Regions from separate parts of the Mus musculus genome. Here region 2 is linked to region 1. The links are chromatin loops, found by intact Hi-C in ENCODE. Cell type or tissue: heart. All regions are shown on one strand. Each heading gives the region's core, and the rest is flanking DNA. Links, peaks and the distances in the headings are about the cores only.

The links. A loop is a pair of places that touch in the nucleus more often than their neighbours do. Peaks named below come from ENCODE experiments on the same cell type or tissue, not always from the same donor. Only the 100,000 strongest peaks of a DNase experiment are listed, where the experiment ranks them.
Region 2: it touches region 1 in a loop (6-fold over the local background); 1 of 42 quality-filtered maps calls a loop at or near these places.

Annotation. Positions count from the first base shown.
Region 1 is chr19:5,685,174-5,693,063 of GRCm38, reverse strand. Pcnx3 (pecanex homolog 3) reads left to right here and starts at 4,156. Exons shown (of 35, transcript NM_144868.3): 1 at 4,156-5,067; 2 at 5,426-5,613; 3 at 5,846-5,945; 4 at 6,398-6,437; 5 at 6,538-6,633; 6 at 6,845-7,890. The coding sequence starts at 4,915. It overlaps Map3k11 (mitogen-activated protein kinase kinase kinase 11), which reads right to left and starts at 3,933. Exons shown (of 12, transcript NM_022012.3): 1 at 3,798-3,933; 2 at 3,552-3,587; 3 at 2,076-3,375. The coding sequence starts at 2,817. In heart, for the core only: CTCF peaks have their summits at 3,079 and 4,335; DNase peaks (open chromatin) are centred at 2,643, 3,353, 4,133 and 5,878; H3K4me3 peaks cover 4,196 bases; H3K27ac peaks cover 4,062 bases.
Region 2 is chr19:5,485,754-5,492,805 of GRCm38, reverse strand. It overlaps Mus81 (MUS81 structure-specific endonuclease subunit), which reads left to right and starts at 4,427. Exons shown (of 16, transcript NM_027877.4): 1 at 4,427-4,818; 2 at 4,915-5,044; 3 at 5,699-5,781; 4 at 6,218-6,319; 5 at 6,458-6,526; 6 at 6,692-6,777. The coding sequence starts at 4,684. It overlaps Cfl1 (cofilin 1, non-muscle), which reads right to left and starts at 2,351. Exons shown (of 4, transcript NM_007687.5): 1 at 2,204-2,351; 2 at 2-309. The coding sequence starts at 2,206. In heart, for the core only: CTCF peaks have their summits at 4,318 and 4,792 (motif pointing right); DNase peaks (open chromatin) are centred at 1,435, 2,355, 3,635, 4,435 and 2 weaker places; H3K4me3 peaks cover 4,115 bases; H3K27ac peaks cover 5,000 bases.

The sequences.
Region 1 (7,890 bases), core at 1,797-6,796:
CTGCTACCTCCGTCTCCGCTCTGGGTTTTGTAGGCACCTCACCTCTGCGTCCTCAGCTTCTCCTCCAGCTTGTTTTGCATCCTGCCTGGGTCCTAAGTTATTGTTGTGATGCTCGATGGAGACCTTGGGCCTGGGAGGTCAGGGGCCACTCAGAAAAGCTGCAGAGCTCAAAGCTTGGGGCAGCTTCCCAGCCGTCTCCTTACTGTCCCCCCACCCCCTCCTGGCCTTTGTCAGGCTAGGGAGTAGCCTGGCCAGCTCACACCTCTTCCGCTTTCCTCTCATGGTCCCTACTTCTCCTTTCTAGGAGGCCTGGGCCAACTTGGGGGGGGTATTCTTTGGGGGCAAATTGGGGGAGGTCAGGTCCAGGCCGGCTGGCTGGTCAGTCCTGTGACTCGTGGGCCTGGAGAATTCCCCCTTCTCTCGAGGCCAGGCCTCCTCACAAGGCCCCCATTGTCCAGGAAAATCATGCCATTGTTTCCTGCCTGATTCCCCCCCACCCCAGCCCAGGGACTCCCCCCACCCCAATCCCACAGACAGCAACTCGGGCCTAGGACTGGGTCTGCAAGGTTGGATGCCAGGCTCAGAGGCTGAGGGCACCTTGCCTGCCCTTCACCAACACCCAGACTCTGAGAGGGAAACAGGGGAACTAGGGCCTGGAGGGGGGCAATCCCTGGCTCCTTCCTCTCCCGAAACCCCTCCACCCCCAGCTCTTTCCTCCCTTGCAGGCAGCTGGGCCAGGGAGGGAACAGAGCTGGAGCTGGGGCAGGAAGCCAGCCCAGGGGCAGCAGGAAACACAGGAAGCGGTGTGGAGGGTGGGGAGCAGGGGCCTGGACTATTGTTCCATTTTTTTCTGGAAGGAGAACGGAGGAAAAACAGAAGACAGGAGCCCCCACCCCCTGGGCCTTCGGGGAATCCCCCTCAGGCTAGTGGAGGGAGCATGTGTGGGGGTCCCTATATGCCTTGGGCCCACCCATTCTGCTCTTAGATGATAGGGGGTGGTCAGCTGACATGGAACTGGGTCCCCTGGCTCTGCTGCTGCTTTCCTTTGGCCCCTGTTTTACAGTAGCTGAGGCCAAGATGCTCAAAATGTCCGTGCTGATGCCCCTAAGAATCTCTGCACTCTCCTGTCACGCAGGACCATGTCCACTACATTTCCTACTGTCCCCAGCCCATGCCCTCTGCTCCAGCAGACCCAGGTCCCGCTGTCTCCACATTGCTGACCTCTGCCTCTGAGCCTGCACTGTGGTCAGGCCCTGCCCAGACACCCACCCAACCAAGTACTTCACTAAGTGCTGCCTGTTTTGGACTGGCTTGAAGCCTGCCCACTTCAGGAAGCTGTCTGAACCTGTCACCAATTTTTCCTGGGCCTATGACAGGCAGCGAATGGGAGTCCGAGATAGTGAGAGATGGAGTCTCCCTTCATATTTGCATCCCTGGCCTGGGGGACCCCTGCTTGCTGGGCATCCTGGGTCAGGGCTTCTGAAGGTCCTTAAGCTGCTCTGGTCTCATTGTTCCCATTCTAGGGAGGCTGAAACTGAGGTTCTGAGGTGAAATAATCGGCCGGAGAACATGTAGGCAGGAAAGAGTGGGATGGAACAGCCTTAGTCTCTGAGCAGGGAGGAGGGTCTTCCCTGCTGAGATCTCTGTCCTGAAGGAGCTGCCTATGGGAGAGGGAGGGAAGCAACACCACGTTTGTAAATCTCGGAAGGGGAAGGCTGGAGGAGCAGCTTCCAGAAGACTTCCCTGAGGTGGTGACCACGGTAAAGCAGGGTGCTGAAGGGCCGCCTGAGAGAGCTCAGTTTTGAAAACTTGTCAAAACTTCAGCTGAAGACTGGGACTAGGGACTCCCAGGACAGAGGCAGAACTCTGCCAGGTTCCGGGGATTCCTGTTTTGGGGGTCACTGATAGGCCACGGGTATTCCCTGGACATCTAATACTCCTCTCAGGAAGGAGCTTGTGAGGCCAGCATCTCCCTAACTAGGCTCAGCTGAGCTAGGAGACGTGTGCACCTGGGCCTCGGCTGGGCCGTGCTCCGAGCCTCCCCGTGCCCATGCTTCATGCCCCTGGAAACTCACTGTTGTTGGACTTCAGGTCTCGGTGTATCACAGGCACCAGAGCCTCACAGTGCAGGTAGTGCATTCCTCGGGCAATCTGCACAGCCCAGTTGACCAGCACATGGGGGGGCACACGCCGACCAGCCAGGGCCCGGCTAAGAGGCCCACCAGCTGCATACTCCATCACCAGGCATAGGTTTGGCTCCTCCAGGCACACAGCTTTGAGGGCAATGATGTTGGGATGGGCCAGCATGGCAAAAAGCCGGGCCTCCTGTCGAACACTCTCAGCTGTTACACTGATGTCCTCATCAGGGTCCTGTCGGGCTGCCTTCACAGCCACCAGCTCCCCTCGCCAGCTGCCACGGTAGACCTTGCCGAAGCCACCGATGCCGATCACCTCCTCCAGTCGCAGCTCCTGGAAGCTGGCCACCTCACAGGGGGGTGGGCCTCCACCCCGAGATACATAGTTGGATGGAAAAATGCCCACCTGGCCACCCACCTGGCCCGCCCACCAGCCCTCATCTCCTGAGATGGCTGCATCCCTGGACAGCACCTCCACACGGTCGCCCTTCCTCAGGGCTAGTTCGTCCTGCCCATTGGGCTCATAGTCGAACAGGGCTGTCCAGACAGGATTGGCATAAGCTGCTGTTGCCTTCGGAGACCCCTCCGGCCGGACTCCACCGGTACCCCCGCCGCCCCCACTGCCACTGCCGTTCCATGACCCCAGCGGGCTCTTGAGGAAGAGGTTCTTCAAGGGCTCCATGGCAGGGAGCCGGCGTTGGAATGTGTGGGGGACCTTCTTCGGGTGCCCGTGGTATCCACCCCCGCTGGCTTGTGAGGCCCTAGAGCCGGAACCTGGGCATCCGGGCCCTGGCCCTCAGCCCCAGACCCACGCCTCTCTGGGGAGCCAGGAGTGTCGCCTCCCGGCCCCCCGCATCTCGGGCTTTTGGAGGAGGGCACCAAGGGCAGTGTGGTCAGGCTGGAGGGGTGGGGCCCACTGGCCTCCGGCGCCTCACCATGGCTGAATTGGAGCAGCAGAGTCCCTCAGTTCCGAAGTAGTCCTGGGAACCTGGCTTCAGCGCCCGCCTACCGTAAGGTGGGGCCTGCCAGGGTCAGCGCCCGGACTCTGGTTGTTGTCTCCAGGCACAAGAGGTAAGAGAAAGTCCCCAGTTGAGCCGAAGCTACCTCTTCTTGGGCTAGTGCCTTGGGCCCCGACAGCTCCGACCCCGGTCCCTTCTTCCTCCTCCCTTTGTACTTTGGCCCCGGGGGCGGGAGGCAGAGGTGGAGGGTGGAGTTTCACTTTTTTCCGCTCTTCTCCCTCCTGCAGGAAACAGCATCAGATGACGTGGGCGGGTTGCACCGCTCCCCTCCCGGAGGCTCCCGGCAGCTGTGCACGGGAGTTCCCGGGGAGGTTGGCCAAGAGAGGTAGAAGGCGGGCCAGGTAGTTCCTCCCGCCTCCCCCGCCCCCAAACACACCGGCACAACTCTAAGCCTTACGTTAGGTGCTCCTCTGCTCACGGTCGAAGTGGATCTCTGCAAAGACAGAGAAGAATCCTTGTGTCTGAATTCTCATCAGCCAAATCACCCTTGTGATTGCCTCAAAACCAAAATCTGGTCTTGGCTACGAAGTTGCAGAGCTCTTTAAGATTCGTTCTTTCCATATATGAAATAACAAGATACCCTGCTTTTCAGTGCTAGAGGGGGATGTGAACAGAGAAGTTTGGGACTTCAAAATCGGCTTACACTTGAAGCTCTTGGAACCATTTAAAATTATCTTCCTTTCACCCGAGAGGCAAAAACCTGAAACTGTCGTTCAGAACTTTGCCCGGGATTAGATTCAGAGTTGAAGGGCCTTCAACAACCTCTTCGTTAGTTCATCACTTGTCCTGTGTCTGTTACTTTAAGAAAGCCTATGTCATCCTGTTCGACTACTCAGGCCTGATCAGGATCACTCTCTGCTTCGGCTAAGCTCTGACCCGGAAGTAGAGGCGTAAGCCAAGCGACAACCATGATTTACGGTCTCGCACTAAGGAGAGGCGGCCCAAGTCGGGGGTGTGACCCGGTAACGCAAACTGGAAGTAGCCGTGAGGAGTCCCATTCTCCAGCTTTTCCCCGCCTCCTGTAACGCATTGGAAAAGCTTTGCGCCAGTCATCAAGTCGTTACCCAATGGCGACTCACCCGGCCGTCCCATATTTTGGTGGCTCTAGAATTTGACTGCGCGCGCGCCTAAGATACCTCTGCATCCCGTCACTTCGCTACTTCTCCGCGCTTGCGCACTTCTGCCGCCAGGTTTTCCTTTTCCGGGTCCCAACAGGTTCTAACGGGCGCATGCGCCAGTGCAGGCTGGCAGCTCGCGGCTCCTTCTTCCGGCCTCCCCTTTGCGCCGGCACCGGTAGAAGCGGGGCGAACGCAGAGCCCCAAGCGAGTGACCTGCGACCCCGGAAGTGGACCTCAGGGTCCCAAGGATTTCTCCGGTCCGGAGCCAAGGGACCTATCACTGGCACTCCGAGAGCACCTATTCCACGCCCACCTCTGGATGCCGCCGACGGGTGCCCAGCCCTTGCCCTGCGCCTGCTTTCAGGCTCGGCGCTTTACAACAGTTCTGGGCCACCGGAGGGGGCCCAGGCCCCGCCTCTGATGCAGTCCCACCCCAGTATCCCGGCCTGATCCGCTGACTGCCTGGGCCGGCCCCGCCCCCTGCCTGTGCCCTCACCCTACCAATCCCCTCCCCCGTCTGGGGGAGGCCATGGCGTGAAATCTAAGTCGGACCCCGGGACCCTCGGGCGCCAGCGGGGCATGGGCCGGGGGCCGCCCCCATGAGGGTCCCGGGAGGAGGGCGTGCGCAGCAGCGGCTGGGCCATGGGGTCTCAGGTGTTGCAGATCCTGCGCCAGGGGGTGTGGGCCTCGCTCACTGGGGGATGGTTCTTCGATCCGCATCAGAGCACCTTCTCCAACTGCTTCCATCTCTATGTCTGGATCTTCTTGCTCATCTTTCCCTTCTTGCTGTACATGGTGAGAGGCTGCCACCACCTGTAACTATGGCGAGAGGGAGTGTAGTCTGGAGGGATGGGCATCTTGAGTCCTGGGGCGTGGAGTGAAGCGAGTCACTGTAGAGTTCACTGTAGAGTTTACTTTGGTTTTATATAGAGGAAAGACCAAGTCTTTTCTGCATGGAGTGACCTTGAGCGCCTCATTTAATCTACCCGGTTAAACAGAGGGCTACCCCTAACAGGGCTCTTTGTACTGTTGCATGAAGGGGTGATGAAGTTTTGTAAACCGATGAATCCTAGTTCTTTACAGTGGTGGCAGGTACACCCTCAAGGGAGCAAGGGTTTTGTGAGAAAGGATCCAACTTAACTGTCATCTCCAGGTCCTGCCCCCCAGCCTGATGGTGGCTGGAGTGTACTGCCTGGTGGTAGCTGTCATCTTTGCTACCATCAAGACTGTGAACTATCGCCTGCATGCCATGTTCGACCAGGGCGAGATTGTGGAGAAACGCAACTCTACCATGGGGGAGCAGGAAGAAGAGGCTGCCCAGGGGGAGAGCAGTCTCCCAAGGTGAGTGGCTGTGGGCTGTGTCAGGGATTGTCCTTTCTCTGTGCTTGGGATTGTGGCTGTGTCTTGGAGGATAGAGAAGGCTGAGGGGACAATGGCTCTAAGTACTTGCTGTAGTCAGGGTTAAAGCAGTCGAAGGGAGTCTTGAGGAGGAAGGGGTGTTACGGATGGCGAGAAGAAACCGTAAAGAGAGCACAGCTGAGAGCTTCTGCTCAGCTCTTCTTCCTGTTTGCAGGGACCCTGGTGTGGAGATGACGGTGTTCCGGAAGGTGAGCTCCACGCCCCCTGTACGCTGCAGTTCCCAGCATTCTGTGTTTGGCTTCAACCAGGTTTCGGTGAGTAGGCTCCCCTCGCCGCTGTCCTGGGAGTCAGCCCCTGGTGTGGGCCTGCTCCCAGCCTGCTCCTGGGAGTCAGCCCCTGGTGTGGGCCTGCTCCCAGCCTGCTCCTCGGAGTCAGCCCCTGGTGTGGGCCTGCTCCCAGCCTGCTCCTGGGAGTCAGCCCCTGGTGTGGGCCTGCTCCCAGCCTGCTCCTGGGAGTCAGCCCCTGGTGTGGGCCTGCTCCCAGCCTGCTCCTCGGAGTCAGCCCCTGGTGTGGGTCTGCTCCCAGCCTGCTCCTGGGAGTCAGCCCCTGGTGTGGGCCTGCTCCCAGCCTGCTCCTGGGAGTCAGCCCCTGGTGTGGGCCTGCTCCCAGCCTGCTCCTCGGAGTCAGCCCCTGGTGTGGGCCTGCTCCCAGCCTGCTCCTCGCTCGCCCCGCTTGTTTATTCGTTCTCTCTCCCCTGTCTTATCAGGAGTTGCTGCCCCGGATGGAGGATTCTGGGCCCCTCAGAGGTAGGTGGCTGCTGTTCTGGGCTGGGTGGTGGTGGTGTGGCGCAGGATAACAGAAGAGGACCCCAGGGTCATTGTGACGACTCTGCTGATGTGGTTATAGACATCAAGGAGCTGGTACGGGAACAGGGCAGCAACAACGTGATCGTGACCTCTGCCGATCGAGAAATGCTGAAGCTCAGCTCCCAAGAGAAACTGAGTGAGTGGGCAGGGCTGGCAGGCAGAGCGGATGTCTTGTGATGACATCATCCCAAAGTTGGCTCCGTGTGGTGCTCCTGGATGGAGCACCTTGTTGTTCCTCTTGTGCCCGTACCCTTGGTGGGAAATGGAGGTTGTGGGATTCCCCTTACACCTATTCATTCGCATTGCCACATGCCCTTTTCTCATCTCATCTTTCTTTCTTCTAACAGTTGGAGACCTTCCCCAGACACCTCCAGGGGTTGTTCCAGACCCCTCTCTCCCCAGTACGGATTCTTCCGAGCGTTCTCCCATGGCTGGAGATGGTGTCCCCTGGGGTGGGAGCGGTGTGGCTGACACTCCCATGAGCCCTTTACTGAAAGGGAGCCTCAGCCAGGAGCTAAGCAAGAGCTTTCTGACCCTGACCCGGCCTGACCGGGCCCTAGTGAGGACCAGTAGTCGGCGGGAACAATGTCGGGGAACTGGAGGCTACCAGCCCCTGGACCGGAGGGGCTCAGGTGACCCCATGCCCCAGAAAGCTGGCTCTTCGGATTCCTGCTTCAGTGGCACTGACAGGGAGACTCTGAGCAGCTTCAAGAGTGAGAAGACTAACTCTACACACCTCGACAGTCCCCCTGGTGGGCATGCTCCCGAGGGCAGCGACACAGACCCTCCTTCTGAGGCTGAGCTGCCTGCCTCCCCAGATGCTGGGGTCCCCTCAGATGACACACTTCGTTCCTTTGACACAGTCATTGGAGCAGGGACACCACCGGGCCAAACGGAGCCGCTCCTGGTTGTGCGGCCCAAGGACTTGGCCCTGCTTCGGCCTAGCAAGCGGCGGCCCCCCATGCGAGGACATTCCCCACCTGGTCGTACCCCAAGACGGCCCTTGCTTGAGGGCTCAGGCTTCTTTGAAGATGAAGATACCAGTGAAGGTAGTGAGCTGAGTCCAGCATCCAGTCTCCGGTCTCAGCGCCGCTATAGCACTGATAGCTCCTCGTCTACTTCTTGCTACTCCCCCGAGAGCTCCCAGGGTGCAGCAGGGGGTCCTCGGAAGCGGCGGGCCCCTCATGGGGCCGAAGAAGGAACTGCTGTGCCCCCTAAGCGACCCTATGGGACCCAGCGGACGCCCAGTACTGCCAGTGCCAAAACTCATGCCCGTGTGTTGAGCATGGATGGGGCAGGGGGTGATGTCTTACGGGCACCCCTGGCGGGCTCCAAGGCTGAGCTGGAGGCCCAGCCAGGAATGGAGCTGGCTGCTGGTGAGCCTGCTGTGTTG
Region 2 (7,052 bases), core at 1,276-6,275, 200 kb after region 1:
CCAGAAGATGAACACCAGGTCCTCCTTCTTGCTCTCCTTGGTCTCATAGGTTGCATCATAGAGTGCATAGCGGCAGTCCTTGTCTGGCAGCATCTTGACAAAAGTGGTGTAGGGGTCGTCCACAGTCTGCCCCACATCTCCTACCAGGATCTCCTTGCCCTCCTCCAGGATGATGTTCTTCTTGTCCTCACTCAGGCAAAAGAGCACCGCCTTCTTGCGTTTCTTCACTTCTTCTGGTGTTGAAGACTTGCGAACCTTCATGTCATTGAACACCTTGATGACACCATCAGAGACAGCCACACCAGAGGCCTGAGGGACAAATCAAAAATACGCCTTGTAAGGGAAAGGATTCTGGGGTATTCTTTGCAGTTACAGGAAACCTCAGTCAGAGTAACAAACACACTTCTCAGCCCCACACAGATTAGTAATGTCCCTGCAGACTTTTTTCCCTATCCAATTCATCATCTAAGAACTAGTTAGGACAAACCTCCTGCAAGGGAGAGATCCAATTATCTAGTTCAACATCCCCATAAATGTTAGAACAGTACTTATTAAAAAGAAGACCTTAGCCAAGAGTGGTAGAACACGCCTTTCTCTTAGTCTGAAACCAGTCTTAGATCTATAGAATGAGTTCCAGGACAGCAGGGGCAATGCAGAGAAATCCTGTCTCTTAAAAAAAAGCCAAAAAGAAAACAAAAACTTGCTGAGTTGTGAACACCAGATTCAAAGAACCCGAAAGATACTGATTAAAATGCCAGCATAGGATAGATACAAAACACCAAACTCCTGGGCCATAGTCTCATCTCCAGGAAAGAGAATCAGAACACCAGAAATTCACAGACACCAAGAGCTGCTCGGTAGTTTATTGCTCATTAGAAATGCAGTCATTGTATAAATGACACTCTTTCCTGCCGAGATCTCCCATACACAAGAATTACAACCCTTAATTAAGGCCCTGCTGGACAACTCCCTGTCATCCAAGAATGGTGAGTCCTTTAAAAAAAAAAAAAGACTGACAAATTAATAGGTCAAACTGTGATGCCCCAAATCGCCGAAAACTTTCTGCTTTGTACGGCCCTGGGGGACGACCCAATCAGAAATCTACAACCAACCCTCCCCACCACCACCATGGAACTGCAGAGGAAGCTAGCCACGTGATTCACCCGCTTCCGGAGTAGGCGGAGAAAGATTGGACTAGGTTCAGGGCCTCCCCAAGAGACACTCGTAGCCCAGAGGCAGCGAGGCGGCCGGACCTCAGATGTCTCAACGCCTAAGGCTCGCCTTTAGGAATAGGCGTAAACGCAGTCAGCTGGAGAGGTAGCTCTGGCCAGTCTCACTCCAAAAAACAGTTTCCCGTGCCCTCAGGCTAAGCATAAAAGCTGGTGGCTTCCGGGCGGTACCCGCCTCGGTCACTTCCCTAAACGCGGCTCCACCCTCGGCCCCATCCGGCAGAGCAGCAAAAGGCCTAGCTCGGCTAGAGCTGCAGCCGGGATGGCAGGGCCCAAGCATGTGCGCACGCGCTGTTCTAGCTCTAGCCCGAGGTACAGTGACTACAGAATGGAGTGTGTAATCGCTCTTTCTAGAAGTGGGGCGATAGCCTGTACAGGAACCCACTCCGTGACTCGTGTTGCAAGAAGGCTCCAGAACCAGCGTCTCAATCAGGTTCCCCGATGCCTCAGCATCTCCCAGAGCCACACCGCGGCCGCCCCCGCCCCGCCCTGACGGCGGAATCCCTGCCACCTGCTGTGGAGACCAACCTAGCCGCAGAGGGAGGATGATGCGGGGAAGGGAACAGCCCTTGGGTGGGGCGCGCGCCGACACCTCGCGCGCTTTTCCCTAGCGGCCCCGGGCCAGGGTTTGGATGCCGCGTGCTCTGGTCCAGCGCGCGCCATCGAGAACCAGCGAGCGTTGCCCGAGGCCCCGCACACTGGACCCCTCCCCCACGGCCAGTGGCCGCGCTGGCGCAAAGGCAGGATGGGGGAGGGGAGAGGAGCCAGGGGGCGCGCGAGCGACGTCCGAATCGGCCCTTCCCAGCGCCCGGAGGCGCGCACGCGCGGCCTGCCCTTCAATGAGACCCTTAATCTCGCTCGGGGTGCTGGGGGATGGGATACCAAGACCGCTTCTCTGCCGCCCCCACCCCGCCCGGCGCGCAAGCGACGGATCACGAACCCACTTCCCTCGGGCGCAGTGGCCTAATGCTCACCATGTTTCCGGAAACGAAAGGGAGACAGAAAGAGCAACTGAAGACCTGAGCCGCCGCAGCTGCTGCCGGGATCCGACTGAACGCGGCCTCTCCCGGCCCCTTCCGTTTAGTAGGAGCCGCACAATGAGGGGCGGGGCGGCCTTCCGGCGCTTGCCGCGCGGGCCGACGGGAAGTGAAGTCCGAGGATTTTGCACCGAAATAGAACTAGCTGCTACCGGGTTCCGCAGAGCTTGAGGCGCAGAGTAGGCGGAGGCCGAGAGGCGTGGGCTGTTGCACGGAGAGTGAGCCCATTGGTGCAATGGACCAAAAAACGCTCTGAGCCAGAGGCCCATCGTTTGATAAAAATGACCTGAATATAATTCTCTACTTTCTTTATCCCAGAAATTAAGTGGTTTTTTGTTCTTTATGGTTCCTGAAAAAAGATTTTGAATCATCAGCTTGGGATCCTCTCTCACAGAAAAGAGAATCGCCAAGTATAACGGTGTCTTCAAGCCAATAGAAATGCTCCCGTGGAGTAAAATTTCAACAAATAGGATTTTTTAAAAAACAGGAAATGCTAACATAAAAAGTTTGAGAGCTTTGGCGTTGTCTAAAGACGTTTGGCAAATTGTTAGATCAAACGTAATTCATGGGGGAAGGGTGAAGAGTTGTGCACTAAAAATTTCCTTATGGCCGGGCATGGTGGCGCACACCTTTAATCCCAGCACTCGGGAGGCAGAGGCAGGCGGATTTCTGAGTGCGAGGCAAGCCTGGTCTACAAAGTGAGTTCCAGGACAGCCAGGGCTACACAGAGAAACCCTGTCTTGAAAAATCAAAAAACAAAACAAAACAAAACAAAACAAAAAAAAAACTTCTTTATGTTTCTTTTACGATACAGGAAAAGGAATACTTCAATTTAATTCCAGAGTTGATAGGTTTATGATCATTTTAGCACAAAGACTGAAGAGAATCTATATGAAAGCAAAAGTTTAAAATAAACTGGGGTGGGAACTCCAGGAGAATTTCTCTGACCTGAAACAATGACCATGGCCTTAGAAAAAAAGGGCAAAGTCGCAAACAACTCAGAGGCAAAGGAAACCGGGGCCCTTGACCTCCCCAAGCTGAATAAAGGGTGTAAAAGAGGAGCTTCCCCAGGAGCGAGGCAGCACGCAGAGGATGCCGGGGGTTGTAGTCAGGGGATTGTAGTCAGACTGCACCCGTGGGCTACACTGCGGGAGCTCCAGGTGACTGCACCCGTGGGCTACACTGCTGGAGCTCCAGGTGGAGGCCGAAGCTTGACCCCCTTCTCTCCCAAGGGCCCCTCCTAAGGAGAAGGCTGGCTCCACCTTTTTCGAGACTAGCAGTTTCCCAGAGCAACGGGGGGAGGGGCCACGCAGTTACCCTGGAGACGCACTCCTTCCGCCCCTGGTCGCGGGATGCCCTAGATGTCCTTATTAGGGCATAAGCCTCCAGAGGGCGTGCCCAGTCCAAGCGCCAGCTGCAGGCTCCTTATAAGGCTGCTTGAGGAAAGAGGCGGGTGCACAAAAGCTAGACTGAGAAGAGGGTCTGCGAATTGGGCTCCCGACGACTTCCGGAGTGACAGCGTGACAGCTGAAGACCGTGCGTTGTTCCAAACACTGAAGGGACCTCTATGTTCTATTGAGCCCTGTGTCCCTCAGCTTGAGACATCCCTGCCCCAGCAAGGTTCCCACCTTCATCCTCCCTGAGGCTCCTTCACTTTTAATGAGCCACAGAAGCGAAGTGTCTAACTAGCATCCCCGGGATCCAACCATGTGCCCACATTCGAACTCTCCACCTTCTAGGATACACCTCTTATTCCTCCTTGAAAGGGAGGAATTAAATACACATCTTCGCCATTCACCTAGCCTGAGTCTTCTGTGCACAAATATCCCCGACTTGGCACATTTCGAGATCTTTCTGCTTCTGCCTTAGCTTTATTTCATTCCTTGTACCCCTTTAAGATGTCCCTCCCACAAATATTCTTGGACTTGTGTCCGTCCCTCTCCTCCACTTTTCTTAAGCCCTCTTTTTCCCAGCCTCTTCTACGATAGTGAGCCTGAAATAGCCTTATGAGACCTTGAAGCAAGCCAAGTTCAGGTTTCTGAGTGTACCCCCACACCGGCCCTCCCAGTCACAGGGGGCGCTGTCCTCCTTTTTAACAGTCAGTACACAAAAAAAAAGAGTCTGCTCTCGAATTTTTGGGTGAGAGGAAAGGGTGGGTCAAAGCTCCATGGCCTGGGTGGGGCCTGTCCAAAAGGCTGGTGCCGGCGGGCGAATGGGGGCGGTTCTAAGGAAAGGCCGTGCAAACCGAGCTAGCCTCTTACTGCATAGTACATGGCGAAAGGAGGTCATTCCATGAGCTGGTGCCCTGCTAGGTTGGAGAGACCCTACCCTCAAACAAGTGTTCTTATACCAACTGAATTGTCGCGATCCTAGTCTCAGGGGTTTTTTGAGACTCTGAAGGAGCCAGTCTAGTTCTTATGGCGGAGCCGGTCCGCCTGGGCCGGAAGCGTCCGCTGCCCGTTTGCCCCAACCCGCTCTTCGTTCGTTGGCTGACCGAGTGGCGGGACGAGGCAGCCAGCAGGGGGCGCCACACGCGTTTCGTGTTTCAAAAGGTGAGTCCCAGCTGTTTCTGGTGACAGTGCTCTGGCAGAGTCAGGTGATCCGTGAATCCTAGTTTGATAAGCTCTCTTCTCCCTTGTGTTCGCCAGGCATTGCGCTCCCTCCAACGGTACCCGCTACCATTGCGCAGCGGGAAGGAAGCCAAGATACTCCAGCACTTCGGAGACAGGCTCTGCCGCATGCTGGACGAAAAGCTGAAGCAGCACCTAGCATCAGGCGGTGAGCACCTCAGGGAGTTGGTGTCTCCTAAATTTCTTAGGTGCAGGCTGTGTCTACTCTGGCTTCAAATTACCCCCTCACAACGTGGTTGCTGTTCGACCCACGACTAGTGATTGTTGATGCTCCCTAAGCCTCCTGGTTCTCAACGAACAGAGCTAGCCGCCTGAGATTGGTGGCATTGTGAAACAAGTCTGTAACCATTTAGGAGGTGGGGGTAGAAGACTCAGGCGTTCAAGAGCATTCTCAATTTCATAGTGAGTTCGAGGCTAGCCTGGGCTATCTGAGACTATCTCCAAAAAAAAAAAGTGACATGGGTAGGGCATGGTGATTTGTACTTTTAATCCCAACACCCAGAAGAAGCAGGGGCAAGAGAATCTTTGTGAGTTTGAGGTCAGCCAGGGCTTGACGCAGTGAGCCCCTGCTTCCAAACCAAAACCCCAATTCGGGGGAATCCAGCCCCTACTTCTGACCTCTTCTAGTATTGCATGCAAGTGATGCATAGACATACTCACAGGTGAAACACTCATACACATACAAGAAAACACAAAAACGTTTTAAAATATGACACTCAAATTCACACACTGAGCAACTCCATCTAAGCTCCTCCGGGCAGCCAGACTGTGTGCAGGACTAACTCTCTTCTGATCTCTATAGGTGACCATGCCCCCAGCTCACCATCTGGAAAGAAGGGAGCCAGCAAAGGGCCACCTGAGCAAGTCCAGGACTCTTCCATGCCAGTGAGGATTGGGAAAGGAAGTAGAAAGCTAAATGGGGGGAGGGGTCGTTGATTGTAGACTTCTTGGTTTGAGGGGTTGAACAGCCCTGGATCCAGCTCTTATTGATTGAGATTGGCTTGGGACAGTCTCTTACCCTCTTTGAGAGGCACCACCTTAAATCCTAAGTAGGATTATTGGGATCACGGTAGTCAGACTCCCAAAGAGAGCTGCCAAAAGATCCAGCCCAGGAAGTTGTGGGACGTGTACCATGTTACTGTTCTCCAGGGGTTGGGGCTGGGCCTGGGCCTGGGCCATACCCCCAACTTTTGCTCTGGCCACCATCACATTCCAGATTTACTAGGGCTTGTAGCCTCATCTCCCTCGCCAGGCCCATGGGGCCTGCTGAAACCTCAGCTGACAGGCATTGGAATTCAGCGAGCCCCTCTGTCTCTCTCAGGTTCCCACCCAGCCTCAAGCAGGAAGCACCAGTGTTGGCTATTGGCCAGCTCAGAACTCAGGTGCTCGAGAGATCCTGCTGCAACTCTACAGGGAGCACCTGGTGAGCAAGTCAGGCGCGTGGGTGGGGCAAAGCAGCAGGCTCACAGAAATATGCCTGGACAGCATGCAAACTGGCCACCGCATAGCAGGGGGAGGAGCGCTGGACCTGAACCTACGCTCACTTCAACCATTGTTTCAGAATTCTGATGGCCACAGCTTCCTAACCAAAGAGGAGCTGCTGCAGAAGTGTGCCCAGAAGACCCCCAGGGTGAGCATCTTCTGAGAGTGGGCAGGTAGATCCCATGGCAGCTCTCCCTCCATGGCAGGCACCCTTGGTATGCAGCCTGATCCAAATGTGGCATATGGCTAGGGGCCCGGGAAGTGTAGGCTTGGAGTATTAGGGACTCTCTGAGGGTCTCCATCCCTTTCACAGGTAGTGCCTGGAAGTTCGAAACCCTGGCCTGCCCTCCGGAGCCTCCTCCATAGGAACCTCATCCTTGGAACGCATCGGCCAGCCAGGTTGGGCGAGCAGCAGGGAGCACACAAGGCAGGGATGGGACACATGCAGGAATTAGGACATTCTTAGCCTCTCTCATGGCCCAGAAAATCTCACACCTGGTGCTACTGAGCCTGGGGATGGCCAGCCTGCCTGCTAAAGAGCCTGATATTGGAGATCTGGAAAGTATAATCCTCTGAGGGGAGGGAGGACGGTGTGGTGCTGAGTGAAGACAGGGGAAGGACTTGGGAGACACATCACAAAGCTGAGACACAACTAGGGAGGTCCTGAGGAAGTT